Linked DNA regions of Homo sapiens: all the other regions are linked to region 2. A link is a loop called in an ENCODE intact Hi-C map of the cell type or tissue named here. Cell type or tissue: PC-3. All regions are shown on one strand. Each heading gives the region's core, and the rest is flanking DNA. Links, peaks and the distances in the headings are about the cores only.

Region 1 (10,344 bases), core at 972-8,971, 72 kb after region 2:
CACGAGTGAGCTTTCCCCTGGCCTGGGGTCTGTCCGGCTATCCCGAGCCCAGCTTAGACTCCTGCAGAGCCCAACGGACCAGCTAGGGCCACACCCCAGCGCTTGCAGCCAGAGGGAAAACTGTGAGAGCGCAGGGACTGGCTCTGGGTGTCCACACCCTCAAGAACCAGCACCCTGCCTGCCCAGGGAGGGCGCCCTTAAACATCAGCTGAATGAACGACAGAACTCAGTTTCCATCCAAAGGCCATTATCCCACGGTGCTCAGGACATCTCCCCAGCCCTTGCTTTACATCTTCAAAAAGTCCACTCAGGGCAACTGTTTTATCCCTTTAGAAGAGCAGTCCCCAAACTTTTTGGCACCAGGGACCAGTTTTGTGGAAGACAATTTTTCCACGGATGGGGTGTGGGCGGATGGTTTTGGCGTGGTTCAAGTGCGTTGCATTTATTGTGCACTTTATTATTTTTTCATTATAACATATAATGAAATAATTATACAACTCAGCATAACATAGAATCAGCGGAGCCCTGAGCTTGTTTCCCGCAACTAGATGGTCCCACTGGGGGCGATGAGAGATAGTGACAGATCTTCAGGCATTAGATTCTCATAAGGAGTGTGCTACCTAGATCCCTCGCATGTGTAGTTCACAATAGGGTTCGGGCTCCTGTGAGAATCTAATGCTGCCACTGATCTTACAGGAGGCAGAGCTCGGGTGGTTATGTGAGCAATGGGGAGCAGCTGTAAATACAAATGAAGCTTCACTTACTCATCCACTCCTACTGTGCGGCCTGGTTGCTAACAGACCACTGTAATGGTCCGTGGCCTGGGGGTTGGGGACGGGTTACATTAGAAGTTGAGTTCCTCTGGCCGGGTACGGTGGCTCATGCCTGTAATCCCAGCACTTTGGGAAGCTAAGGCTGGCAGATCACAGGGTCAGAAGATCGAGACCATCCTGGCTAACACGGTGAAACCCCATCTCTACTAAAAATACAAAAAAATTAGCCAGGCATGGTGGCAGGCACCTGTAGTCCCAGCTACTCAGGAGGCTGAGGCAGGAAAATGGCATGAACCCAAGAGCCGACGCTTGCAGTGAGCTGAGATCACGCCACTGCACTCCAGCCTGGGTGACAGAGTGAGACTCCGTCTCAAAAAAAAAAAAAAAAAACACAAACAAAAAACAACAAAAAAAAGTTGTGTTCCTCTTACCTTACTTTTTGTTCTAAAATTATAATTCATTGGATACATAAAGTAGTACATTCAGACAATGGAATATTATTCAGCACTGAAAAGAAATGAGCTATCAAACCATGAAACAACATGAAGGAAACTTAAAATGCATATTTCTAAGTGAAAGAAGCCAGTCTGAAAAGGCTACATACCACACAATTTCAAGTGTATGACATTGTAGGAAAGGCAAAACTAGGGAGGCAGTAAAAAGATCAGCAGTGGCTGAGGTTAAAGGGAAGGGTAGGATGAATATGGTGGCACAGAATATTTTAGGGCAGTGAAACCATTCGATATGATATTGTAGTGGTGGACACATGCCTTGTACATTTGTCAAAACCCATAGAATGTACAGCACCAAGAGTGAACCTACTATAAACTATGGGTGACAGGAGATGTCCATGTAGGTTCATCAGTTGTAATAAATGTATCACTCTGGTGCAGGATTTTGATAGTGGGGGAGGCTATGTGTATGTGTGGGCAGCAGATACATGGGAAATATCTGCACCTTCCATTCGTCTTTTTTTTATGAACCTAATATTGCTCTTAAAAAATAAATACGCTGGCTGGGCACAGTGGCTCACGCCTGTAATCCCAGCACTTTGGGAGGCTGAGGCAGGTGGATTTGGATTGCCTGAGCTCAGGAGTCCAAGACCACCCTGCGCAATGTGGTGAAACCCTGTCTCTACTAAAAATACAAAAATTAGACGGGTGTGGTGGCACACACCTGTAATCCCAGCTAGTTGGGAGGCTGAAGTGGGAGAATCGCTTGAAACCACGAGGTGGGCCTCGTGCGGTGTCTCATGCCTGTAATCCTAGCACTTTGGGAGGCCGGGGTGGGTGGATCACCTGAGGTCAGGAGTTCGAGACCAGCCTGGCCAACATGGTGAAACCCCGTCTCTACTAAAAACACAAAAATTAGCTGAGTGTGGTGGTGCATGCCTGTAATCCCAGCTACTCGGGAAGCTGAGGCAGGGAAATCATTTGAACCTGGGAGGTGGAGGTTGCAGTGAGCAGAGATCATGCCACTGCACTTCAGCCTGGGTGATAGAGCGAGACCCCGTCTCAAAAAAAATAAATAAATAAAAGAGAAAAGAAAAGAAACCAGGAGGTGGAGGTGCAGTGGGCCGAGATTGCATCACTGCTCTCCACTCCAGTCCAGCCTAGGCGACAGAGCGAGACTCTGTCTCAAAACAAAACAAAACAAAACAAAAATGTCCTGCACTATTATTCAGTCAACAAAGTTATTCAACACCTGCTTTACATCAGAAATTTTTCCAAGTGCTTGGGCTATAAAAGTGGACAAAATAGACAAAAACCTTTTGATCTTCTGATGCTTAAGTTAATGGGCAGAGGAGGGGAAGCAAACAATAAACATAATAAACAAGTAAGTAATGTAGTACGTTAGAAATTAATCATATGCTTTGGAAACAGGAAAATAAGGCTCGATCTGGGTCACATGCCAATGGATACTTATAGACGTCAATAACAATGAAAGGGAAGTAAAGGGGAAAACAAAAACAAAACCTGAGTAAACAAAACCTCACCCATATTTTCTCTTTTTTTAGTAATTACTCTCCAGAATTGCCCACATGTTCAAAAACCTTCAATAGGTCTCAAGATACATAAAATAGACCAAGCAATTATATATATACATATATTACATATACAAATTATATGCAGACATAGCTACATACATATATAGATATCTATATATATGTATATGTATATAGCAAACATAATGAGGAATGTATATGTATATAGATATATGTATATACATATATAATTGCTTGGTATGTCTATATACATATATTATATAATTGATATATCTATATACATATATAGATATTTTGGGAGACAGACTCTTGCTCTGGTGCACAGGCTGGAGTGCAGTGGCACAGTCTTGGCTCACTGCAACCTCAGCCTCCTGGGTTCAAGCAATTCTCCCATCTCAGCCTTTTGAGTAGCTAGGACTATAGGCGTGTGCCAACAGGTCTGGCTAATTTTTGTATTTTTTGTAGAGATGGGCTTTTGCTGTGTTGCCTGGGCTGGTCTTGAACTCCTGGGCTCAAGTGATCCTCCCACTTTGGCCTCCCAAAGTGGTGAGATTACAGGCATGAGCCACTGTGCCTGGCCAATATATACTATTTTAATATATATAAAATAGCTTTTATTTTATAAATAACAATTAAAAATTTAGGCCAGGCGCAGTGGCTCATGCCTGTAATCCCAGCAATTTAGGGGGGCCGAGGCGGGCGGATCACAAGGTCAGGAGATCGAGTCCATCCTGGCTAACACGGTGAAACCCCGTCTCTACTAAAGATACAAAAAATTAGCCGGGCGTGATGGCGGGCGCCTGTAGTCCCAGCTACTCGGGAGGCTGAGGCAGGAGAATGGCGTGAACCCAGGAGGCAGAGCTTGCAGTGAGCCGAGATCGCACCACTGCACTCCAGCCTGGGTGACAGAGCGAGACTCTGTCTCAAAAAAAAATAATAATAATAATTCTTCTTTTTCCCATTTTCAGATAATCAAGTGGACAAAATAATATATAAATGTAAAGTGACATCTAATAGTTTATTATTTTTATACTGCTTGAACTTGCTGCTGTGGTTACACACCCTGAATTTCAGCAAAGCTATTTATGTCTATGTCTGTTCCCCACTCACAGTCCCACCCCTCCCCACCTTGGACTGTGAAGTTATTGAAGAGACTTCATGAGAAATCATGACTCCATCCTTTCCTCCCCCAGCATGCCTCTCCAGAGCTTTGCACACAGGACCTACTCAGAAAATATTGGTTCGTTCATTCAATAAATATTTATGAACAGCCACTACTGTGGTCAGCTATGGTGCTAAAAGCTGCGAGTACAGTGATGAACACTGTAGATACGGTCTTGCTCATGTTGCAGTTTGTGAAATTGCATCCCTTCAGTATTATTTGCCAACAATTTCAACGAAATGAGACCTAGGAAACAATCAATTTCTTATATTAAAAAAGGAAGTCAAGAAAGCTCATTTGTATAGTTTATATCATGTCCTCATGACTGATTTGATGTGAAAGCAAACATTATGGGGAAGACTGTCATAAAGAGTTTCATTGTTGTTCACTGTTCTTATAAACTATTTCTTTAACCTTTTGTATTTACAGAGTTCCTCACAATCTCTTCGTTTTGCACTGCACTTTTAGAATTAGCCGGATGTGGTGGCACATGCCTGTGGTCTCAGCTATGCAGGAGGCTGAGGTGGGAGGATCGCTTGGGCCCAGGAGGTTGAGGTTGCAGTGAGCCAAGATTGCACCATTTCATTCCAGTCTGGGCAACAGAGGGAGACCCTGTCTCGAAAAAAAATTCATCCTAGCCCCCAAGTGAGGGTTCTCTCTCTGCTGCTCAAGCTGGAGTGCAGTGGTGTGATCTCAACTCACTGTAGCCTCAAACTCCTGGACCCAAGCAATCCTCCCACCTCAGCCTCCTCAGTAGCTGGGATCACAGGCATGTGCCACCATGCCTGGGGAAATTTTTTTATTTTTTGTGGAGACAGGTCTCACTATGTTGCCTAGGCTGGTCTTGAACTCCTGAACTCAAGCAAGCCTCCCGCTTCAGCCTCCCAAAGTTCTGGGATTACAGATGAAAGCCACTGCACCTGGCCATGGGATGACGTTTTTGAAATGGCACTTATTTGTCAAACATTTCATGGGCCCCTACTTCATGTTTTGATTCTCACATCTCTCCATACTGTCTCTCAGGGATTTGTGCTGTCTTGGGGTTTTAATTATTACCAAAGAAGATTTTTAGAAGCTTTCTTCAACAGTGATCTTTTGTAGAAGGCCCATCCCACATTTCTAGTTTCCTTTTCCTCCTTTTTTCCTCCAAATACTCTTCCATTATGAAATGTCTCCTTATCAACCCAGGCAGAATCTATTTCATCCTCTCCTCTTAATGGTTTCTGTCTTAAGACAAGCCTCAGTCACTACCTTTGTCATAGGTATTTCTGACCATGCCCTATCTGCTCTTCTAGGTCCTAAACTCTTTGAGGTCAGAAACTTGGTGAACACATTCATTCTTTCATTCATCTCACAAGTATTTTTTAAGCATCTATCATTGGCAGGCATAATTCTAGGGCTGGGAAAATATCAACAAAGGAAACACGGTGTTCTCTCCTTTCCCAGAGTTTATATTCTAGTATACTTTTAATATATTTCATATCATTGTACTTAAAAAACATGCACATTCACTGGGACATGTCAGAGAGCCTATACTGATAAAAAAAAATTAAAACGCACACACAAAAAATTAGGCTGGATTCTTTCTGTGCTTAAATTGATCCATTTAAACAACACTCCCTCAGAGGTCAGCCAATTTCCAGCAAGTCAAAGGAGCCCTGGGAAGTTTGCTTGGTGCCAGGATTCCTCCAGAGGATCCACTCCTAAAGGTGGAGTCCCAGTAGGTCCAAGGGAGGACTTGAATTGAGCCAGCTGGGGGCCAAGTGTAGACTCTTAGTCTAACTCATTTCAGTTAACTGGATTAAGGGATGCTCCATCAGCCTGTGGATTCCTTAGGACCCTCACATTCCCCTCCTCCCTCTTTGTTGCTGCTGGCCCTTTCCTGACCTTTCTATTTGGTAGCATCAGTGTCTGTGGATGTGATATTTGTTGGCCACTCCTACAATAAACTTGGTTGCCAAGAAAGTTGAAGCCACTGCCGGGCGCAGTGGCTCACACCTATAATCCCAGCACTTTGGGAGGCCAAGGCAGGCAGATCACAAGGTCAGGAGTTCGAGACCAGCCTGACCAACATGGTGAAACCCCGTCTCTACTAAAATTACAAAAATTAGGCGGGCATGGTGGCACGCACCTGTAATCCTAGCTACTCAGGAGGCTGAGGTAGAAGAATCATTTGAACCCAGGAGGCACAGGTTGCAGTGAGCCAAGATCGCTCCACTGCACTCCAGCCCGGGCAACAGAGCGAGACGCCATCTCAAAAAAAAAAAGGAAAGAAAGTTGAAGCCATTGGCTAGAACAAGGCTGTGAATTACCTTAATCTATGGTGTTGTCTCCATTTATTATCATGAATGATAAATTAAGATATTGAGGTGCATTTGTTGATGCACTGGTAACAACACATTTGATTGTACTGAGGCTAACTAAATGCATACATCGTAAGTTTGTACCAATTATCCACACAATTTATCTTAAAAACATTATTATGACTAAAAAAACCTTGTTTACAAAAAGTTTAACAGTAATTTTTTTGAACTATTCATCAGGGATTTAGACTCTTCTAACTCCAAGCCCTGCTGATACTCTCTGTCAACAAGATTCAGTGGAAAATGAAGCTTATTATTTTAAACTTTTGGACCAATTACTTCAGCAGCTAAAAAGGTTACTGGCATTGTTTGTCCAAGTTCACCTGCATGGAACTTACTTATTCCAAGAATGCGACTGTCAACAGGTTAAATGACTTCAGATAACACACCGTGTGCAACTGGGTGGGAAATCCCTAAGCTAACAAGCTAAGGAGAGGGTGTATATCCGCACATTGGAGCCCGGAAGCTAAGCACGCTTTTTCCCTTCTCAAATCCTAAATATACCCACACCTATAGGAGAAGTCGACTTTGCTTTGATGACACAGTGTTACTTTTCTGACATAAGAGGCGTTGATTTTTTAATTGTTTACAGCCTTTTATGTCACTGTACTATTTAGCACCTAACATAGTGCCTGCACGTAATGAGTGATCGGTAAACATTTATTGAACAAATACTGGGGAAACTGACTTTGAAGAACAGCACGGTGATATACACTGTGATGAGAGTACATTCAAAAATACAGGTGTAGGCACAAAGGAAGAGTGGTGGATGCCTATGTCACAGCTTGACGTGGTGCTTTGAGGCACAGAAAGCCAGGCCCATCTCTTTTCCTCATGCTTAACCACTCTAGCCCAGTCTAAGTGAGAAAGGGTGGAGCTGCTGTTATGGGGATTGGTCCTGTGTTGTGCTTCTCCAGGGTTTGTGCCCTCCCTGTGACCCTCCTCATCACACTTAGAAGAGAAACCGCAGTCCTCCCTCTGTACCAAAGGCCCTGCCGTGCTGGATTTGACCTCCCTGCTGCTTCACTTCTTAGTGTTCTCCACTGGATCACTCAATACCAGCCCCTGGCCTTCCAGCGGCACAGGGAGCATGGCAGGCACTGTCTTCCTTCAGGGGCCTTAGACTTGCTGTTCCCTCAGCCTGGAATGCTTTTCCCCCAGGGAACCATTTGACTTTTTCCCTTACCTCCTCCAGGTCTTACACAAATTCGTCTTCCAGAGGGGGCCTTTCCTAGCTACCGCTTTAAAATTTCAGCCTCCCCTAATACTACTTATCTTCCTCCGCATTGTTATTTTCTCATTAACACTTAATTCATGACGTGTGTGTGTGTGTGTGTGTGTGTGTGTTTTGAGACAGGGCCTTGCACTGTCACCCAGGCTGGAGTGCAGTGATGCAATCTCGGCTCACTGCAACCTCTGCTTCCTGGGTTCAAGTGATTCTCCTGCCTCAGTGTCTCGAGTAGCTGGGACTATAGGCGCACGCTACCACATCCAGTTAATTTTTGTATCTTTAGTAGAGACAAGGTTTCACCATGTTGGCCAGGCTGATCTCGAACTTCTGACCTCAAGTGATCCACCCACCTCAGCCTCCCAAAGTGCAAGGATTACAGGCATGAGCCGCCGCGCCTGGCCATGAACTCTATTTTTTACTTACGTATCTTGCTTATTGTCTGTCCTCTACTGGAATGTCAGCCCCACGAAGGCAGGGATTTGTGTCTGTCTTGTTTACTGCTGTATCCCCGACGCCCAGAACAGCATGGAGCACATAGCAGTGCCCACTATTTATTGCATAGATACATTAATTATCATCATGATTGCAACCAGATGTTGAGGGCTTCGTGTGTTCCAGTAACTTTATCGCATCAAATTGTCACAACAACACAATAAGGTTATTATAATTGTATTTTTATAGAAATGAGAATACCAAGGCTCAGAAGAAGGCAATGACTTGCTCCATGTTGCACAGTCAGTAAAACAATAGAGCTGGGATTAGAATTCAAGACTAACCTCAGAGCCCACATTCTCCAGCCTGCTGCCTGAGAATCGCCCAGACATTTGTCCCTAAAGTAACACTTCACTTGTCCTGCCTAATCCTTCAAGTGCCCAAGAAACCTGACACTCAACACTGCTGTGTTCTGATCCTTCTCTTTCAGGGATCCTAAAATCTCTGAACCTATTATAGTGGTTTACAGGCTTAACAGCATTCACAGCTTACACATGAGAAAAAGAGCTGGCACGCACTGCCGGTGGAGCAGGAAGCTGACCTTGCTACATCAAACTGAACAGGGAATGATTCATTTACAAACAACTCCACTTGGAGTTTTAATTAACATTAAACTCATCCGGTAGAAGTCTACCACAGCAGAATTTAGCCAACTTTTTATGTTTAAATTCTTGAATGATTTCTTTGCCTTTCCTGGCTACTTTCATTCCTAGATGAAGATAAAGGCAGGGGTATGTGATTGAGGGGCACTTCAGTCACTCACAGTTAATGCAACATAACCTACAAATCATTTGCTGTTTTGTGAAGTTGGCGGTTTGAGGAAAAATATGCTCTCTATAAGTGCGATAATTGTATGGAAGCAATGAGCAAAATGTAGAGATAAAAAGGTAGGTGGATAACAAAAGACGTCAAGAATCTCTCAAACAAAGCCGTTTGGGCATTATTTTCTATTGTCTGGAAATTGTCATTACTCACAACCCAGTGGGCATTCTTGGTTTTGAAAAGAACATAAAGTGAGGCCAATGAAATAAAGTCAAATAAACAAAAAGTTCCTCCCAGGATCCTTCTCTGGTTCTCAGGTTCTACGAAATTACTCAGCATTGTTTTGGCACCAGAACTAAATGCTGGACTTTAAAACAGAAACATTTCCATGGGTTGCAATGAGTGCCACAGGGTACAGAGGTGATTCCTCCTGTTCTTCCCATCTACCTCTCATCTCATCCTAAATCATTACATTTATACTGTTGAACATTCCTATTTGGGGTCGTAAATGGGGTATATTGTAGTAGAAGAAAGTAAACTGGGTTAGGAGTCAGGAATCCTGTGCTCTAATCCCAACTCTGGCCCTTTTATCTGCAGGACCCTGGATGGGTCTCTCATCTATAAAATATAGATAATGTTGTTTGCTCTGCATTACTATAAGACCACCCTGACAAGTGAAAATGTGTGTTTCTCACACTTAAGATGACCATCAGGGAAAATTCCATAGTTTTATTTAAATTAAAATACATATGTAACACTTAGTATTATTTAGAAATTACAGAATGACTTTCTTTTGTTATTTTCTAGATAGGAGGTATGCTATTCTTTTCCAAGTTTTATAACCTGGCTGGGAAGCATAAGAAAAGAGGTGAGACAGTGGTGAGGTGTATAAAGATGGGCAGCTCTGCAGTCAGACCAACATAGGTATAAATCCCACTTCCAATACTAGGTGATCTTGGGCGAAATTTGCACCTTCTTCGAGCATCCATCTCCTACACCTAATATGGGAACAATAAGACTAACCACATAGGGTTGGTGTAAGGATTGCATGAACAAACACACGGAAAGTCCCTTACAAAGAGCAAAGACTCCATAGAGGTTTGTTTCATGAATTGCAGGGTTTTGTGGTTTTATTTTAAAGGTTTAATACTTTTCTACTGTTTCCACCACAAGAATACATGTGTTAGCAACTGCATGCATGAGACCAAGAGGAAGAAATTTGCTGAGAGGAGGAGATAGGTTATTTTCTTAAAGTCAAAGAACCAGAGTTAACTTGATTTATAAATGAAATAGGAGACAGTCTCTCCTTTGGAGGGAAGTTTCTATTTCAGAGAGAGGTCCCAGAGCAGGAAGTTACCCAGTGACACCCTATGGACCATCCAAATGAGCTGCAGCACCGGAAAATCAAGAAACACCCACAGTTCTTGATTTACAGCTCCCTGGGAGGAAGGAGCTGACCACAAGGGTAGGATAAACATCAAGCTTCACTGAAGCATCTTCAGCCACTCAACTCCGCTCAGTGCCTTAAGAAAAGTTCACAGACCCCATCTACCCCA
Region 2 (10,344 bases), core at 1,549-9,548:
ATCTAGTGATCTATATAAATTAATTTGCTAATAGTGAAAGAAGTAGCCAAATATCATTCTAACGTAAGATCTAAGATCCCTTCCTGGACTACTTTCCTAACATCAATGTTAACTCTATAATTTTTTTATATCTCACTTTCTAAAACTTTTTAAAGCCATTTCTAGGTTTCTTTTGGGGAAATCATGCCTATATTTTCAATGCCTTTTCATACAGACCTGTTAGTCTGTCCAAACTGTCATAAAGTAGGTGTCTATTTTCAAAAGGCCTACATGGTAATCCAGGATAGAGAAAGGAAGAAGAAGCACCTGAAAGGACATTCTCATCGAAGGGGAGGTTGCCAATGTTGAATTATAGGAACTAACTTGGGGCTAATATTTATAGCTTCTATAAGTTGGAATCAATGCCCTATCTTTTGAATTACCTTCGTGAATAAAAGTTAGTAGTAAGACTTTTGGGCTGGACATGGTGGCACACACCCGTAGTCCCAGCTACTGGGGAGGCTGAGGCAGGAGGATCATTTGAGACCAGGAGTTCAAGGCTGCAGTGCATGATGATCATGCCTATGAATAGCCACTACCTTCCATTCTGGGCAACATAGCAAGACCCCATTTCTAAAAAAAAAAAAAAAGACTTTTGCAAAACAGAGGAATATGTATGCCTTTAAACCTATGATAATCATAGGCTTTGTGGATAATTTTAGGAAGACAGGTTGCTGACTTTCTTGGCAGTTGACTTCCAGAGAGCTTAAAATAGGCATTCTCCCTAAATCCTTGTCACCACCATCATGTACAGAATATAAACAATAGAGAACACAATATTGGGTAGAATCTCTACCTAGTGGACATCTTACTGGCATATCTACAAGACCTGAAACTTAATTTTCTTAAAATATCAGAACTAATTCAGCCACAAGTCTCTAAAGACATGGCTGTTGGGTTGTATGTTATTCCAGAAATAAAACCACAGTTCTGAAGGGTCTGACTTGGGACACAAGTTTTAGGCTATTTTGTAAGCTTTACGTGAACCCTAGGATCTCCCCCTGCAGGCTGCTCTCCAGAAGTTCACGTGTTAACCTCCTGAGTCTGGAAGTTGGGAGAAAATCTGAGAATAATATTCAGAGAAAAAGCCCCTACTCGCATCCCCCAAAGTGCTGTGATCCTAACAGAAGCAAATAATTTGACATAGCCACACACGATCTATATACTGTAATATGGCTGTAGAATCTGGGAAACACAATTGTAGACTCATCTGTTTGGCAATTCCTAATCATTTGGACATAGGAAGACTCCCAACAGTTTGGATTAAAATCCTAAAGTTCTGTCAATGCTGTCTGTGGGCGTGAATTCAAGAAGGCTGTTGTTGGTAGCCCATTAGCCATGATGTCATCATGGTATACACAAAGAAAAGTATTCTAAAATGACCTGTACAAACATCCAATGCCTGAGAAAACAATAGTGCTTTAATTGAGGAAGAGAAATATGCTATAAAGAAAGGAAGCTTTTGGACCAAGAGACCAAGTTTCATATCCTAGATTTGCCACTTACTAGGTGATCTTGGCCAAGGTGTTTCACCTCTCTGAGCCTCAATTCCTTCCTCTGTAAAGAGGGACAATACCACCCACCTATCAGTGTTGTTGAGATGATCAGAGATGATGCAAATAAAATGCCTGGCATTGACTCTGAATAAATGGCAGCTACTTCAGGTAATTCTACCCATGCATGTTAAACTAAGATTATGCTTCATAATCCCAGCAATTTCATAACTGCAATCATGGTTATCTGAAATTTTTCTTATTTGTACAACTTGGGGATGAATGGTAAGCAGTGTTTGAGATAGACAATGGGTATGTATTTAAGAAGGAATAGTTTAAGAAAGAACAGTTTTAAGCTGCCTTTTTGGTGGAAATGTAGCAGCAAGCAGCATTTGTGAAACTCAACTTGTCTTATTTAAATACCCACAATTAATATTCAGGCAAATAGAATTAATGTAGCAGACTGGAGGCAAATTTTAAAACTATCTCCACCTAGAGATAAAAAAAATCCCACTATCATTTCTACCACTTGGAGAGAGTGATTTTCCTTTCTTTTGATTTCCCAGCGTTGAATTTTACATGAATTAGGGTTCGCCTGATGAAGCAGCCCTACGTACGTGCTTCCTCTTCACAACCATTTTGTGCTTCAATTTTAAATCTATATAATGCTATAAAGAGCTGCCTCCTGCAGAGTTATAAAACACCACAGAGCACATTCTGCCCTCTGCTCTCTTCCCTCCAACAATAAACGAAAAGTTAAGGAGAGTTCTCTATGTTTAAAGCAAACTGAGTGACAACTAGACTCAATTGAGCCTTCAACAAATATGTGCTGTATAGCTACTGTATGCCAGGCACTGTGCTAGGCTCTAAGTATAATAGTGAGCGAGATGGAAACAGTCCTTGCTCACAAGTTGCTTAGAGTCTAAAAAGGAAGAGAGAAGTTTAAATACAATATGGTTAGTTATAGGGGTAGACAAAGACATGATGTCATGAGAATATTTGCCAGCCTTTAGAGAGGGGAGGATAAGCCTTCTAGTTAGAGAAGTAACACATAGGAAGAGGCAGAAAGTATGGTATGCTCAGGAACTGGACATGGTTCTCGGCGATTGGAGTGTGAAGTAGGAAAGGAAGGATGCTGTGGTCAGGTATGAGGCTGGAGAGAAACACTTCCTATATTGTGTGTAAATCTTGACTTTATCTTGATGAGATGTGAGCAATGAGGGCTTTAGGTAATGCAAGAAAAGACAGACAGAGGGAGAGGCTGGGTGGGAGGAGGGACTAAAGAGGGAGAAGGAGAGGGAGGGAAGTGAGGGGTTGAGGGAGAGGGAGGGAGACAGAAGATTGGTTATCACTGTTGAAAATGAAAAGATTTGTTTCATATCCCCAAAAGAAGAATGTTCTGTTGTATTTTATTTTGGCATAGCTGTATAAAACTAAGAAGCTAGCTATTTGGGGTTAGGTAAAAAATTTGAAAACAGAATATTTAAGGCCTATAGTTTCTCACCAGGATATTTTAAACTATGTTCAATAGCACCTATTAGAATTTACTTTGGGGCTGATGAAGCTGAAACTGTAACCATACTGCTATTGTAGTTTGGAAATGATTTTGGTTCCTGGCAAAGCAAAGATTTGGCTGATCATCTCATTTAACATGGGAACTACAGCCCAAAAGTACTGCATAAACTAGGAGTCTGGCATTAAAATATCTGCGCTCTCCTTATACAATTCAAGGGTACTTGAATTACCAAGCAAGGCTTACACAGGAACCTTTTCAATTCCAATAATAATATAATATCATTGTACTGAGGTTAATGAAGAAACAATAGGTCATAAAGGCAAAAATTATGAAGCATATGCTATTATTCTTTTTAACTCAGAAAAATACTAAAATCCATTGTAGACCACATCAAACAATTTTGTAAACATAGCAAGTCTTACCTGGCTTTAATTCAATCTTTCCAATGTTCAATATTATTAAATCCTAAAAGAATTTGAGGCAGCTCTGGAATATGCAACATATACACTCATATTAGTACAGATGTTAACACATTGATTCATTTCAGACACCTCTTTATAATTTCTGTTTGGCTTCTGAGGCACAGTCCCACTTTAAAAACACCACGATAACCACTCTTTTTAAAAACGTAACAGAGAGTCGCCAGATACCAGTATTCACGTGTAGTGGTAACTGCTGGGAATTCTCATGCCCCTCACCCACCCTTGGAAACCCGAATAACAAAACAGGACTCAAGGCCTTCTGAAATTACTCAGGCTGGAGCAAATGTTGCTCATGCTTCATCTCCCAGGAAACCTAAAAACTTCCCAAGAATGAAGTCACCACGGGAGCAAAGCAGGCAGCTGAGTGAACTCTGGAGCTCTAATGTACTGTCTTTTGTAGACAACAGCTCTTCGGTGTTAAAGCCACAAGACCAAGAGCAGACACAGCATCCAGAAGAAAACCTCTATTGGCAAGCACAAGACAGTGATCACAGATGTGGCCCCAGACGACGGAAGGACAGGAGTGCAGCACGCTGAAATGTCGGAATACTACACGCCTGCAATTGCCTTTCCCTCTGGCATTTAATGAGAAATAAAAAGCACATGTGAAGGTTTTATGATCATTTTAATTATGTGTTAAAAACACTATAGGTAACTCTTTTGGAATGTCCTTTTCTCTCCAACATAAGCGGATATTTGAAAAATATTTGGTTAGAAAAATTAAAATAACCTAAATTTAAAATCCATGTACAAGAATGACAAATACAAACATGATAGTGGTTAAAAGCAAAACAAAACTAAAATAGAATTTCTCTCAGAAATAAACCATCTCCACTGTATGCTTTAGAAAGAAAATGTAGAATCCTCAGTTATGGCGTATGAGTATGCAAGGAATATCTTTCTCCCCTTCCCCCGCCCAGATCTCTCATTTCAAATCCCAGGCGTGTTCATTCAATTCCACACTCTCAGCTCACACTGCTGAAAAATGCTTGGGTGTTTTGTGCAAATCCAAAGCTAAATAGGAAAGAGACAGAAAAAGATTTAGAGGCATAATAATCTTGAAAGAAAATAGTTCTGTATCATGTTTGTCAGTTAATGGGGAAAAAAAGTGCTTTAGGAAGTTTTAATTGAATAAGAACCTTTAAAATGTCATCTTTCTTCAAAGAAATATTTGTGCATATTGGATAAGAAAAATGTAGAATGTTCATGCTAACTCCTTGAAAAGAGCCAGATCATTTGGCCTATGTAGTAAATGGAGGATTCCGAGTGGTAGTCCAGTGCTTTCCTTGGAACCTCTGGCAATTAACTTTCTAGCTAGGAGTCAAGTTTTATAAACTGTTAAGTGACCAGGCAGACAGACTGGCTCTACAAGGTAATGTTTCCAATTTGACTCATGCTTATGGTCTTTGACTTTAAAAGTCATTTGTAGTCCAAGTGACACCAGACATTCTTAAAACTGGTATACTAAGGGATCAGCTTAGACTTTTGGATTTTGGTTGACTTTTTGCATTGTTGCCCACAGACTTGGTGCAGCAGGAGATACCTGTTATAGGGAAGAAGGAAGAAAGGAAGAGAAAAGAAAAGGAAAAGACCAAAATGCATCTCCTGGAAGCAAAATATCCCAAACTTGAAAGAGGAGTCACAACTTAAATCAAAAGCATGAAATGTGTTATAAGGAGGTCTTTTCCCTAAAACAAATATATTACTAAAACAGTAAACAGTGGTATGCTGTAAATCATAATCTTTTGCCTAATGCATTCCTAAAGTTTCATCCTAAGAGCAAACACCAGTGAGAAATGGACACTCAGGAACCCAGATAACTCAAAAGTTGGAAGGAAGCTGTCTGCAGTCATTTTCATTAAAGAGATAAGATCACCTGGCCCTCTTCAGTAGCTTTTACACTTAATGTCCCTCCCTCCCGACTCTCAAAGCTATAAACCTGAGAAGAAAAAACCCAGCTTTGCTTTTAGCCACAACTCTAGCAATTTAAGCAAAGACAGGGTAGGGAACAATAAAAATATTCATGGCCATCATGAAGATTTACCATAACACCCATTATACTTTCTTGGTGGAATTACTTCCCCGTGGCCTCCTTTCTTCAACCAAGGAAAAAATATGCCTTCCAAATTCCATTTTTTGTTCCTTCTTGAGCCAAAAATATAATCTATATTTGCTTAAAAGAGGGTTCTGGAAAGTGAAAGAGCCTTTATCTGCTTGTGAGAAATGGAATTAACTGAAAATCAAATGGAAACTTTGGTAGGAATACTATGGTGAATGGTTAAATATTTACAACATAAGAACCAGTTCGTTTGAAAACAAATGTACAAGTGCCTGGCTTCCTTCCCTGCCTCAGGAGTCAAGAATGTTCCGTTGCTGAGAAGGGCCATTTTATTGACATTCAAGTAAAAGATTTGGTTCCAGGAAAAGAAGGTAAGAGTGAATACAAGTGCTATGGTTCTACAAACTAGTATTGTACCAGATGAGTCCATGCTGATGAGGCTGTCCTTTAAAGATAAATTCACAAAGAAAAAGTGCCTAGGGGAAAATGAGTAATTCTGACATCAAGCATAGGAGTGCCCCTAGCACGACTAGGTCTAGTCGTCCAATTTCCCAAAACTAAATGGGATATAAAGAATGGAAGAACATTCAGCCGTGCGCAATCCCAGCACTTTGGGAGGCCGAGGTGGGTGGATCGCCTGAGGTAAGGAGTTCAAGACCAGCCTGCCCAGCATGGTGAAACCCCGACTCTACTAAAAATATAAAAATTAGCCAGGCGTGGTAGCAGGTGCCTGTAATCCCAGATACTTGGGAAGCTGAGGCAGGAGAATTGCTTGAACCCGGGATGTGGAGGTTGCAGTGAGCCGGAGATCGTGTCATTGCACTCCAGCCTGGGTAACAGAGTGAGACTCTGTCTCAAAAAAAAAAAAAAAAAGAACATTCAAACTGTCTCAGACCTAAAGAAAACGCTGGAACTATGTTATTTAGGCAACTGGGACCTGTATCTCATGCTGAATATGCAGTTCTGAAACAAGCAGCATAAACACTTACTCCATATTAGTTCAGATGTTAACACACTGATTCATTTCACACACTTCTTTGTAATTTCTGTTTTGTTTCTGAGGCACAACCCAACTTTGAAAACACCAGGACAACTACTCTTTATAAAAATGTGACAGAGGGTCTGTTTGTTCCCTAAGGTGGAAGGAAAAAGAAAGAATGATGGTGAGAAAATCAAGCTTCACCCAAACCACTGCCCTGCACATACAAATAAATAACCTCCAAGGCTCAATAGCCCAAGTTTGCTTTGGTGCAAAGGTGGTGGTTTGTGAACTAGAAAGGTGTGTAAAATAATTCCTATTAGCAATCCTTCTTTGTACTGTTTGTGTTTTCTCTTAATCAGCGTTAGTCCAGCCTCTCTGAAGGGACATGTTGGGCCTGCTGGGCTAATGTACCAGGTGACTCTGCAGCTCCTGATAGGGTTTCTGGAACAGTCTGATGATCACCTTAGCTTGTCATTCGGTAACTTCCTGGGACAGGTGTTAGCCCAGTGTGAGGCTCTCTGCAGTGCTGAGACTCTGCCCTTGACTGACAGGAAGTTTTTTGTTTTTTTTTTTAATACTTGGCAATAAAAGGCTCTTGGAGGTGGAAATGAAAAATCAATGGAGAAAACCACAGAAATCCCACTGAAACCAGCTTTACTTTTCTAGAGTCTTTCTGTTATAAGGGGCTGCTTCAGGTTTCCACATTTCCCTGGAGGGCAGGATGCTTAAGGGTTTTAATCCTAGTCCCTTCAGATCACATAATGGTGCTGATAAGGTGCTGTTCTGCTGACCCAGGGAAAAGTGCCCCTTCATCCTTTCATCTGCTTCTGGGTAGAAGTGACTGTTGAATGATTTAAAAGAGTCATTAAAGAGTGGAGAAATGCCTCCTCACTACAATGAAAGACTGAACGTTACACAGGAAGATGGTCATCGGGTTCCTCAGCCTGGTGACCCTAAGTTCCCATCTTTTCACTGCCTCTAGAGCTGAACATTGCCACACAGCCCCCTGCCCTTTCCGCCTCTGCCTCACCGTTCTCCACTCACATTTATTAATCCCCTGTAGTCGGGCTTTCAAGTTTGTCCAAACGGCTCCACCTCAATTGCCAAATCTGCCTGCCTCTTCTCAGTGTCCACACACTCCCTTGCTGTTGGCATTGCCAACCATTCCCTCCGTCTAAAACTTTCTTCCCTTGGCCTCTGAAACAATGTGTTCTTATTAGTCCTCCACCTGTCACTTGTGCTAGGTTTACTTCTTCCTGTAAGTACCAAGGTACCAGCCCTCCTCTCCTGGGCACTTCTGCTCTCGCCCTTGGGGATCCCATTCATTCTCATCTTTAATGGTCACCCTCTATGTAGATAATTCCCGTATCTCTAATATGTCTTTGGATGCTCTCCTTGGCTTTATTCTACATTTCCAACTGCCTGTTGGACACCTTCATCAGCAGAGCCCAAGACCTCTCCAAGACCAAAATCATCACCTTTTCCCAGAACAAACAAAAAAGTCCCAGACTGTCTTCCCAAATTGCCCATTTCTACTAACAACCTCACAATTCCACAAGTCGATGAGCTTCAAACATCCCTCACAAAAAATTAGTGATCAAATCCTATTGTTTCTTTTTCTTTTCTTCTTTTTTTTTTTTTTTTTTTTTTTGAGATAGATTCCTGTTCTGTTGCCCAGGCTGGAGTGCTGTGGCATCATCTTGGCTCACTGCAACTCCTGCCTCTCCCCTCCACCAGGTTCAAGTAATTCTCCTGCCTCAGCCTCCCGAGTAGGTCGGATTACAGGCATGTGCCACCACTCCTGGGTAATTTTTGTATTTTTAGTAGAGACAGGGTTTTGCCATGTTGGCCAGGCTGGTCTCGAACTCCTGACCTCAGGTGATCCACCCGCCTCGGCCTCCCAGAATGTTAGGATTAGAGGCATGAGCCACCACGCCTGGCCAATCCTATTGTTTCTTAAAGCCCTCTGGGTTTGTGTGACCGTCCCCTCTACTTCATTCTACTACAATCCCCTAATTCAAATCTTCACCACTTTTCCTCTAAACCATTACAGCTCTGTCTCTTACAATAAAAACAGTAGCTCGCCTCTCATTAGATAGTAAGTCTGTATCCCCATGTTTCCACTGAACTTCTGGATACACCCCTCAGCTCTTTTACTGCTTGCTTTCACACTTCTATGAAAATAATTGAATAAAAGACCATGGGATTACTCAGTATTTCAGAAATTTTTAGGCAAATGCTTGTATGTTTATAAATTTCACTACAATGTGAAGACATTTGGTCAATAACCCTCTTTAAGAGCAGGCTGCTCTCCCAAGACTGGATTGGTCCATTTAGAAACCTCATATTCCAAGCTGAAGTACCATGACACAGGGACTCAGCACTGTGATCACGGGGCTCCACAGAGAATCCAGCAGAGTAAATCATTTTTCATTCAAACACAATATGGGTCAGAAAGTCAAATTAAGTGTTCTTTGTCCTTTATTGAAAACAAGGAGGATTATATTCTTCAAAAATCACAATTCATTAAAGAAAGGATGGCACATGTTCCAGATTAAAAGAAATGAAAAAGAAGCCTGGGCACAGTGGCTCATGCCTGTAATCCCAGCACTTTGAGAGGCTAAGGCAGGTGGATCATTTAAGGTCAGGAGTTTGAGACCAGCCTAACCAACACTGTGAAACCCCGTCTCTACTAAAAATACAAAAATTAGCCGGGCATGGTGGCAGGTGCCTATTATCCCAGCTACTCAGGAGGCTGAGGCAGTAGAATCACTTGAACCTGGGAGGCAGAGGTTGCAGCCTGGGCAACAGAGTGAGACTTCGTCTCAAGAAAAAATCAACTAAAAAGACATGAGAACTAAATACAATACCAGGCCTGGGAATGGATCCTGTACTGGAAGGAAAAAATAAGCTATAAAGGACATTATTGAGTCAACTAACAAAACAGAAATTCAGAAAATAAAGTATTACATCAATGTTAAAATTACTAGAGTTGACAATTATACTGTAGCTATAAAAGAGAATATCCATGTTCTTAGGAAATATGCATTGAAATATTGAGGCATAAAAGGGCCATACTCTAACTTATCTTCAGTGGTTCAAAAAATATTATAGTACATAGGCTATGTGATAAAGCAAATGGGGGCAATAGGTGAAACTGGATAAAAGGTAAATGAGTGCTTTGTGTACTGTTCTTACTCTTGTAACTTTCCTATTAAGTTTGAAATTATTTTCAAATAAAAAGTTTAAAGATTTAAAAAATTAAGTCCTCAATCTGTATTATTGGTAAGCAGGGTAGCCCATCACATAACAAGGAATCAAAAAATATTTGAGGAATGAATAGTCATTGCATACATCTTTAATATAGTAACTGCTTATGTAAGAGTTGTGGTTTTAACAACATTAATTACTTTTTTTTAGAGACAGTCTCCCTCTGTCATCCAGGCTGGAGTTTAATGGCATGATCATAGCTCACTGCAGCCTTGAACACCTGGACTCAAGTGATCCTTCCACCTCAGCCTCCCCAAGTAGCTAGGCCTATAGGCACATGCCACCACGCCCAGCTAATTATTTTAATTTTCATTTTTAGATATGGAGTCTCCCTGTGTTGCCCAAGCTGGTTTGAAACTCCTGGCCTCAAGCAATCCTCCTGCCTTGGACTCCCAAAGTGTTGGGATTACAGGCGTGAGCCACTGCGCCCAGCCACACTTATATTCATGATGTTCAACTTTTCATGCTTGCCAGCATCTTGTTTCTAAGCTCAGCTCAAATCA
Region 3 (9,884 bases), core at 1-8,000, 52 kb after region 2:
CTCAACAAAACTCCCTAATCTCCCCTCCCCCAACCTGTGGCAACTGCCATTCTACATTTTTTGTGTATGAATTTGACTACCCTGGGTACCTTATACAAGTGGAATCATTTACAGTATTTGTCTTTTTGTGACTGGCTTATTTCACTTAGCATAATGTCCTTAGGGTTCATCCATGTTGTAGCATATATCAGAATTTCCTTTGCTTTTAAGGCTATACATTTCTTTTTTTAATCACAAAATGATTTGAGTTTATGTAGCTAATCAATCAATTAGATTAAGAGGGAGTATCCGGTCTGTCTAATAAGAGTTTAGGCATGAAAAATGGTAAGAAAGGCGTTGGTAGAGAGGGAGAGAGAGAATTTGCTGAAATATTTAATGCCATGGTTCTTTAGGGTGCATCAGAATCATGGGGAAGACTTGGTAAATCAGATTGCTAGGCTCAAACTCCAGAGTTCCCAATTCATTAGGCTTAGAGCAGGGCCTGGGAATTTGTATTTTCCAGAAGTTCCTGGGCATGATCACACTTTTGACAACCATTGTAACCTATCCAGGGTGAGGCCTAGAGGATTCTAATTGCCAAAATTTTCCCATCGTGCAAAGAAGATACCCCTCCCAACTAAGACAAGAAGCTTGAAGTTATAGAAGTAGGGAAGCACAGAGAAGAGTGAGAAATAGTGAGAAAACCCAGCCCTCAAGATCCCAGCAACTTGTGGAAATGAGGGAAAAGATGGTGGCAAGTCAAGCTGTGAGGACCAAGTTCTGATTTCTCTTCTAGCCTCAGGGAGGAGAGGGAAAGTGTGTGAGCTAAGTGAGGAGAATGTCAAAGGGCTCAGGGAACCCTGGCTCCACTGCACCATTTGAGACCCTAGGAGAAGGTCACTGGAGTAGGTCTGGCCTGGCTCAATTTCGAGGTCTCTAGAGGTCCAGACAGAAGGAAGAATCTCAGACATCAGACGGCAACCAGCAGACTTGCAAGGAGGCAACTATGGTGGGGTGAGATGATCCTAGGATGGGCCCTGGGTCAGGAGTTGCTGGGATGAGAGTTTGGCAGATGCTAAGTTGTCTGAAGCTAAGGGGAGCTGAGCAGAGACTGAATCTGTAAGTGTGGGGTTGCCAGCAATCCCAGGGGCATTGCCCAGGCCATGGCTGACCATGGATTTACCAGCTGCAGGATTCAGCGTTGGAGGCCAGCAGTGGCTGGGAAGGCTATGGACAGAGCCAAGGGACCAGGGGAGATGGTGCCAAAGACCTGCGCTCACCACTTCTCCAAATCCCCAGACACTGTTTAGCAAGACAGCTGGGCAGTGGAGAAAAAAGATGACATCTGAGCAAGGGAGGATTTTATTTCAGACTGAGCCCCTTAAGGGACTATTCAAATTGATTGGACCAGGTGAGCTTTTAACTTGGCCAGGAATAAAAATTATTATTATTATTATTATTATTATTATTATTATTATTATTATTATTGCCAACCAGCAGAAGTGGGTTTGTAAGGAAGACAAGGAACCTACATTTTTTTCTATACATCTAAATTGTCATGTGACTAGGTTTGGTAGATAAAATTGGGTACCTACTTTGACTAAAATAAATTCAATGATTATCAGAAATTCAAATTTAATAGGACATCTGTATTTTTAATTGTTAAATCTGGCCACCTTACCTTGTTGTGCCTGTTGAGGGCAAGTGACAGATCTAAATCTCAATTTTATTGAGTTTCAAGCTTGTGTTCATATTTCTTTCTTTCTTTTTTCTTTTTTATTTTTTTTTTGAGACAGTGTCTAGCTCTGTCACCCAGGCTGGAGTGCAGTGGTGCAATCTCAGCTCACTGCAACCTCTCCTCTTGGGTTCAAGCAATTCTCCTGCCTCAGCCTCCCAAGCAGCTGGGACTACAGGCGTGTGCTACCACACCTGGCTAATCTTTTGTATTTTTAGTAGAGACAGGGTTTAACCGTGTTGACCAGGCTGGTCTCGAACTCCTGACCTCAAGTGATCCACCTGCTTTGGCCTCCCAAAGCGCTGGGATTACAGGCTTGAGCCACTGAACCCAGCCTGTGTTCATATTTCATAAGCAGTTGGGTAGCAGAGAAAACTAGTTCAGAATAAATCTCTTCCTACCCACAAACCATAAAGGGGCAAACCCGTACACTGTTATACTGCTAGAGCTGCCCCTAAAACATGCCAATCACTTTTTTCCAGTATATTCAAGATGCAGATATTTACATTTGAACGATCACAATATCCCTAGAAAACAACTCCCAAAATTATGAAATGAGTCTTTAAACTGTATATACTATTAGGATATCTGACACATCCTCTGTCCCTCACCTCCCTGGCCCACCATCATTGACCACTAAGGTTTCCTACTGACTGCACTGGGAATAGTCCTCAGGGGAAGTGTCAGTCACACAGGGAGACCTCAGGATGCCCCAGAACATGCAGGCTGCAGTGGCCAAGGTCAGCCTTTATTAAGATCACTTTCTGCCCATGACCTGAAGGTCCTGTCACCTATCACGGTATACAGTTTGTCACTGAGATTACACCATTGGGAACTCACTCCTTTAGGGTAAGATGTTGACAACCTGCAAAATTGCCCTTTAAAATATGAATAGTAACTTTATTATTCCCGTTGTATGTTAGTGCAAGATTGTATTGTTCTCAAAGGACATTTACTATTCTTAGCCATGTCAAAGATTAGCAAATCATCTCCTAGCAAGGCTCTGAGGGAGTAAGAAATGCAAAGGCAAGTTTGGATGAGGATCCAGGAAAGAGGCAGATATGGAGGAACAATTCTCAGGAAGGAAAGATTTTAGGGAGATTGGGCTGGGGGGCGCAGTATGGAGGAAGCAGAGAGAAGATGGGAGTAGCTTGAGTGCTTCATTAGGATGCTGTTAATAGCAGAGCACAAAGACAAATCTCAACTTCTTCAGAAGCTGTATTTGACCCACGTACAGCCCATCTCACAATGGACACAGAGACTTCTAGATCTATGAATAAGTACTAGTAAGACTAGTACAGAATCCTAACATCATTTATCAGGCTTCCACTATTTGGAAGAGAAATGATAAAATCTTATTGGAAGTCTCAACTATTCTCTTACAAAATAATGAATGTTACAACATTTCAGTATTAATCAGGCATTTCAACCACATAAAATCACAGAACAAACTGTGATTGGAATCAAGCTGTGGGGTTTTGCTTTGTTTTGTTTTGAAAGGAGTGTAGAAAATGATGAGCTTGTGTTCATGTCTTGGTGCACTCTAACGCCTCTGCCACTTCTCTCTTCTTGCAGTATTGTTTCTCCCATTTCTATTTTTATTGGCATGTAAACTTGCTAATGTCAAATGAGTGAGACAACACGGGAAGGCTAATTTATTTAGTGAACGTGAATCAACACTGCTGGGAAAACAAAAGGGCCCAGTGTGTGCTTTCTTTAAAGCAAAGCAAATAAAAGCATTGGCCAAGCCCAACTCCTCTTCTCCCAGAGGCTGAAGAACCCATATTGGTTCAGGGATTTCAGCAATCACTGAAAACCAGCTCAACTGAACTAGTTTTTACTGATGTAAAAGCTTGGGCTTTTGTATCAGATAGACTGGAGTTTAAATTCACACTTAACACATGTATCCCCTTGATAAGACTGCCCTCTTGCAAGTCTATCTCCTCGTCTGTAAAATAGAGTAGTAATAATCCCTATTACTGGTGTTGTGAGAAATAAATCAAAGAATGAAAATGCTTAGACACCCACCCAAAGCTAACATTTTGAGAGCTTACTAAAATTATTTATTTAAAGATAGCAGGCTAAGTTTGCAAATCAAAAATGATTCCTGTAAGTAGGATCCTAAACTGATAACAATTGGTCCACTTCTTCAGAACTTACTAGGAATCCTATGACTGTGAATGCTCAGTAATCCAGTCCAATCACCTCATGTACATTTAGTGTCAAGTGCCCCCATTCTTTGACCCCATTTCTTAATTTTAGAATGTTAATCCCAAGAAATTTTAATTCTAATACCACCCACGTAGTCTGCACACTTAGGGACTGGGACGGGAATGTGCATGAATTATTACACAGCCCTCACTGTTGCAGGGCTGTCCTGAATATAGCAAAGATAAGTTCGCCTTTTCTGAGCATTTTCTTGAAAGAGCCTAAAATTAAATTTGCAGCTAGATGATGCATTGTAAACCCACAAGTTTGCAAAGAGGAGAAATGCAAGACAGATTAAACAAAACGAAAGAAAACACGGTGAGTCTTAAATTCCTGAACATGAGCTCATGTTTATATTCATTGCTACCTCATGGAGTGACTCGGAGTTTTTGACCTCTGCCCCTGACTTTGAGACAGTGATGGAAAGGTGACGAGGAATGGCAAACAAAGGTTGAAAGGGCCTTGAATCCAAACACGGCTGGATTTTGTGGGGATGCCACCGATTGCACACCAGCCACAGCCCCAGGTTGCATTTTCTCAGGAGTTCCCACAGACTGATGTTGGTCCTCATGCCTCATCAAGTCAGCACAGTTGTTATGAAGGTGTCAGATGTGAAACTGTAAACAGAGTGACATGGAGGCCATTCCTGCTTAGTGACCTGTAGCAGAAAGGTCTATTTTTAGAAACTGCTGCAGGTTGCTCTGCCCTTGGAAAGGTGGCAGGCTGAGAAGTACTGGTGTGCGTGTGTGTGTGTGTGTGTGTGTGTGTGTTTTAACATTTCTGAGCATTTGGGTTGTGTTCTAAAATGTTTCTGAAGGAGTTCACAGAAATAAAAACCATCCCCAAACTTTATTTGAAGTAGAAAATTTGAATTTTGAACTTTACCTATATATCAAGGCCAAGGAAAGGCACGATGCTAGAGACTTTGAAGAATAACCACGGAGTTGCTCAAATGGACACTGATCTCATCCTTTTGTCTCTTACATGGGCCAATGAGGCAGGAAAGATTCATGGGGTTGACCTCACCCAGCCAGAGAAGAGCATGTCCACTCCCTTAGGGCTAGAGGCTGCAAGTTTCAGTGGGTGTTGGCATCTGTTAAAAGGCAGGCTTCCCTCAAGACAGTCTTATGTAGGAAGAGGTACAAAGGATTTGCGAGTTAAATAGACACCACAGCCGTTTTGATGCAAGTTGTCTAAAGACCACACTTTGAGGGGAAAAAAAAAAAACTGTCATAGGAAGAAAACTGGAAAACTAGGAAAACTGGAAAGATGTGTGAGAGAGAGAAGGGAGAATCATCTAACAAAACATGAACATCCCAAATTATCCATTTCCTACCACCAGTAAGAAAGAAAATATAAGATTAAGGCAAAAAGGAGCTCTGGCTTTTGGAGTTTTCTATTTTTATGTATGCCCTGAGAGAGCAGGCTTGGCTGGTGCTAGAAAACCTGACTTCTCTTCCTCATTCTGTGGTTTACTAGACCTGTGACCTGAGGCTAAGTCCTTTCATTTCTGGGTGCTTTGACCTTCATAAAGCAGGCAGCAGTTTCTCCAAAATGACCCCTCTGGAGGTCAGGAGAGGAGCCTTGCCAGTGACCTCTCACCCATCCACCCCGTACTAAAGTTTTATATCCATCGTTATTAGCAAGTCACCTTTTCCCATTGCTTTATTTCCCCCCCTGACAAATTGGATTTCGGTCTAATTTTAGTTTAACTTTCACTGGTGAGAAACGTAAGCCCCAAACCCTCCTCGGTTGGATCTGTTCTTTTACTCATAAAACAGCTAACAGTATGGAAAACTACTTAGTGAAAAATAGAAATGCCTCCATTCAGCACATATATGCTGAGAACTGGTGCCAGCACCTGCTCAATAACTATGGTTGAACTTATGAATGAGATGATTGATAACAGTGTGCCAAACCCAAGGCTGAGTTTTTTTTCTATACACAGGTTGTCTTTATGGCTACAACCTCCATATGAAGTGTGGATGGTTGTCTTTACTTCCCAGATAAAAAAGTGAGAGGTGAAGTCACTGGCCAAGATCTCACAGAACGGGCAGGGTTGTAAACCAAATTCTATCAGATTTAAAGCCAGTGCTCCTAACCGCTGCACAGCACTGCTCCCTGAGGGGTAGGAGGTGGGAGTAGTAGAAACAAATCCAAACCTCCAAATAACAAGGTGACTGCAAAGAGTACCTATTCCAGTGAGACTTGAGGAAGCTGAGGACAGAGAGAAGGGTGGGTCCTGCTACAAGAAGCACCCCTGAAGCCAGGCTCCTGGGGACCTCACTCCCGAACAAGGGCTGGGGACAGGCTACCTTACTAAGAAGATACACAGGGGCATTAAGGCAGGAGGAAATTAGGTCGATCTCATTTCACAGAGGGGAAAACAAACTTCGAATATGATCCTTCTTTGGTGGGGGATACAGGAGAAAAGTGTGGTCAGTTAAGTGATGAAACTATTGACCATATTCCATAGGGAATAGAAGGATAGTGAAGATAAGTGCAGACTGCCTGTCCAGCAGCTCTTAATGCAGGAAAAATAACTAACGCTATTTGATGATGTAATTAAAAACAGCCAAGATTTAGACAGCAATTTATTATACCCGTGAAGGGGAAACTGTTACTATCCCCACTTTACAAGTCATGAAACCATGGCACAGGGCAATTAACTTGTCCAAGGGCCCTCAGTAGTAAATGTTGTAAAGCTGAGAGGCAATGTCAGGCAGCCTGGCTTGGAGCTGGCTCACCAATATTCAGTGAGCACATTTGTGTGCCAGGAACCATTCCAAGCACTGCGGATACCACACCGAACAAAATCCCTGCCATCGAAGAACTTATATTCTAGTATGTGTGACAGAGAGACAGGTAAAAAATAAAGATTAGAAGGGTGTGAGGATACAGGAGAAAGGGGACTGCGATGTAAAATGGACTCTGCAGGGGATGCTGACATTTGAGCAAATACCTGAAGGAAGTGAGGGAGCAAGTCAGAGGGGATAATTGAGGAGATTTTTAATTTAGTTAAAAAAAAAAAACGTTCAGTACCATGTAACCACCAGTAAAAAACAATGGGTCTCTTCAATTGTTCGCTTCTTTAAGTTATGAGGGTGAAGGACATACAAAATGTGTCCTGAGAAAATTCCATGAAAGATTGTTTTAGGTGTCCAGGGCTTGTGGGCCCCTACTTATTTACAATCAAAAAATAATAGTGGCTCATCCCTAAGAGACACCTTTAAAGAAACATTCCAAAGAATCTTTTTAGTTATTTATTAATTTTTTTGAGATGGAGTCTCGCTCTGTTGCCCAGGCTGGAGTGCAGTGGCACGATCTCAGCTCACTGCAACCTCTGCCTTCCGGGTTCACGCCATTCTCCTGCCTCAGCCTCCTAAGTAGCTGGGACTACAGGCGCTCACCACGACGCCCGGCTAATTTTTTGTATTTTTAATAGAGACAGGGTTTTATCGTGTTAGCCAGGATGGTCTTGATCTCCTGACCTCATGATTCACCCGCCTTGGACTCCCGAAGTGCTGGGATTACAGGCATGAGCCACCGCACCCGGCTGAGACGGGGTTTCACCATGTTGGCCAGGCTGGTCTCGAACTCCTGACCTCAAATGATCCACCCACCTCGGTCTCCCAAAGTGCTGGAATTACAAGCATGAGCAACCGCGCCTGGCACCCAAAGAATCTTTTAAAAATGCTCCTTAGAATCACAGTCTTCATGAAAACAACATAGCAACCTTCCTACGTAAACAATAAACACACTAACCAAGCAACTGTCCCCACATGTATAATTTTACACATCCCACCCACTAAGCAAACGCAGCATCAGACTAGAGTTTGACAGCAGAATAAGAGGGGAGTAGAAAAATTGCGTTTTTCAAATGCACTGACAAACTGTACTAAGCAATCTGGCAGCTGGTCTACAGACAGCGGCACGGGCCTCTAGACTAGGTAATACAATTAAACAGACATTTTAGCTACTGGCAAAAGCACAAAGACGCTAGTCTTAGAGACATAATTTTGCCAACGACTAATGAGGCTCTTCAGAGCTGCCACATGCGAAGATGCCCAAAGCAACAGAACCATGAGGAGACAGGTGGTAAAAAATACATATTTGAGGTAGCCATCTTAATAAACAATGATCAAAGGAAAAAGAACCCACAGTTCATCTCAAGTCAGATGGAACCAGGTGTTTCTCTTTGCCTAATGAAGTCTAAGAGCCTACTACTGCTCTCAGTAACCCACAAACCTATACTTTAAGATTCTTCTCCAGGACCTTCATGGGACACTTGTGATCTTAGAGCAGTTAAATTAAATAAAACAGAAAAACAGAACAGGACAAAGCTTGCCAGGACCTTCGAAGATCTGATTTTCCATTAAGGATATGTGGAGGGGGTGGTATTTAACAATCCTTTATGGAAACCATTTCTCTACCCCTCATTCTCAAGAAATGGGGGATTTATGCTAAGGGTATACAAAGTGTGGTTTTTGAAACATGGGGGCTGATGAAATAAATGAATACAGTTGTAGCTCTGCATTCATGGGGGATTGGTTCCAGGACCCCCTCATAGGTATCAAAATCCATGGATTCTTAAGTCCCTTGTATAAAATGATGTCATATTTGCATATAACCTATACACTTCCTCCTGTATACTTTAAATCATCTCTGGATTACTTATCCTACCTAATATAATGTAAATGCTACGTGAATCACTGTTGTATTGTTTAGGGAAGAATGACAAGAAAAAAAGGCTGTACATTTTCAGTACAGATGAACCATCCATTGTTTTTTCTTGATTTTTTTTTTTTTTTTTTTTTTGAGACAGGGTTTTGCTCTGTCGCCCAGGCTAGAGTGCAGTGGCCCGATCATGGCTCACTGCAGCTTCAATCTCCTGGCTCAAGCAGTCCTTCTGCCTCAGCCTCTTGAGTAGCTGGGACTACAGGCACGCACCACCATGCCCGGCTAGTTTTTGTAGAGACAGGGTCTTGCAATGTTGCCCAGGCTGGTCTGGAGGCAGACCTGGACTCAAGGGATCCTCCTGCCTCGGCCTTCCAAAGTGCTGGGATTATAGGGATTACTGCACCCAGCCTTTTTCTTGAGGCGCTTTTAAAGTTTCCAATACAGGGCTACACCCCCACATCTATTAAATTAGACTCTCTGAGGCTGGACTTGGAGGTTCACGCCTGTAATCCCAATACTCTGGGAGGTCCAAGGTGGGAATCATTTGAGACCAGTCTGGGCAACAAAGCGAGACTCTGTCTACAAAAAATAAAAAAATTATCTGGGTGTGGTGGTGTGCACCTGTAGTCCCAGCTACTCCGGAGGCTGAAGTAGGAGGATCACTTGATCCCAGAAGGTCAAGGCTGTGTTCATGCCACTGCACTCCAGCCTGGGCAACAGAGTAAGATCTTGTCTCAAAAAACAAGTAAAATAAAATAAATTAGAATTTCTGGAGGTAGGAGCCAGGAATTAGTTTGTTGTTGTTATTGCTGTTTTAAAACTCCCTTGGTAATTCCAATGTGTAGCCCAATTTAAGAAGGAGTAGCTTTAAGCCATTTTGATTCAAGTATTCAGAGTTCCAAATATTTGGTTCATCTTCTAAATGGGACTCATCCAAACTTACCTGTCCTAGCTGATGCATCCAAATTTAAAACTGGGGGGAAAGATTCCACCATAACTTTTATTTGATCTCAGAACTCAGACCTCATATCCTAAAGGCTCAGACAGATATTTGAGTGCCATTCTTTTTTTTTTTTTTTTTTTTTTGAAATGGAGTCTCGCCCTGTCACCCAGGCTGGAGTGCAATGGTGCAATCTCAGCTCACTGCAACCTCCGCCTCCTGGGTTCAAGCGATTCTCCTGCCTCAGCCTCCCTAATAGCTGGGATTACAGGCACCCACCACCACACCCGGCTAATTTTTTGTATCTTTAGTAGAGATGGGGTTTCACTATGTTGGCCAGGC

What was found. Peaks named below come from ENCODE experiments on the same cell type or tissue, not always from the same donor. Only the 100,000 strongest peaks of a DNase experiment are listed, where the experiment ranks them.
Region 1: it touches region 2 in a loop (5-fold over the local background); 3 of 110 quality-filtered maps call a loop at or near these places.
Region 3: it touches region 2 in a loop (5-fold over the local background); 9 of 110 quality-filtered maps call a loop at or near these places.

The regions. Positions count from the first base shown.
Region 1 is chr4:76,545,239-76,555,582 of GRCh38, reverse strand. All of the region lies in intron 1 of SHROOM3 (shroom family member 3), which reads right to left. Among named protein-coding and RNA genes, the nearest start is that of MIR4450, 23 kb to the left of the region's middle. In PC-3, for the core only: no CTCF peak of the experiment used is centred there; DNase peaks (open chromatin) are centred at 4,112, 4,192 and 8,542; H3K4me3 peaks cover 406 bases; H3K27ac peaks cover 2,880 bases.
Region 2 is chr4:76,617,949-76,628,292 of GRCh38, reverse strand. All of the region lies in intron 2 of SHROOM3 (shroom family member 3), which reads right to left. The region is part of intron 3 of LOC105377290 (a long non-coding RNA gene); the gene reads left to right. Among named protein-coding and RNA genes, the nearest start is that of MIR548AH, 48 kb to the right of the region's middle. In PC-3, for the core only: no CTCF peak of the experiment used is centred there; DNase peaks (open chromatin) are centred at 3,832, 4,902 and 6,032; H3K4me3 peaks cover 2,067 bases; H3K27ac peaks cover 4,566 bases.
Region 3 is chr4:76,564,965-76,574,848 of GRCh38, reverse strand. All of the region lies in intron 2 of SHROOM3 (shroom family member 3), which reads right to left. It overlaps MIR4450 (microRNA 4450), which reads right to left and starts at 1,281; the gene lies at 1,217-1,281. In PC-3, for the core only: no CTCF peak of the experiment used is centred there; a DNase peak (open chromatin) is centred at 4,298; H3K4me3 peaks cover 978 bases; H3K27ac peaks cover 2,662 bases.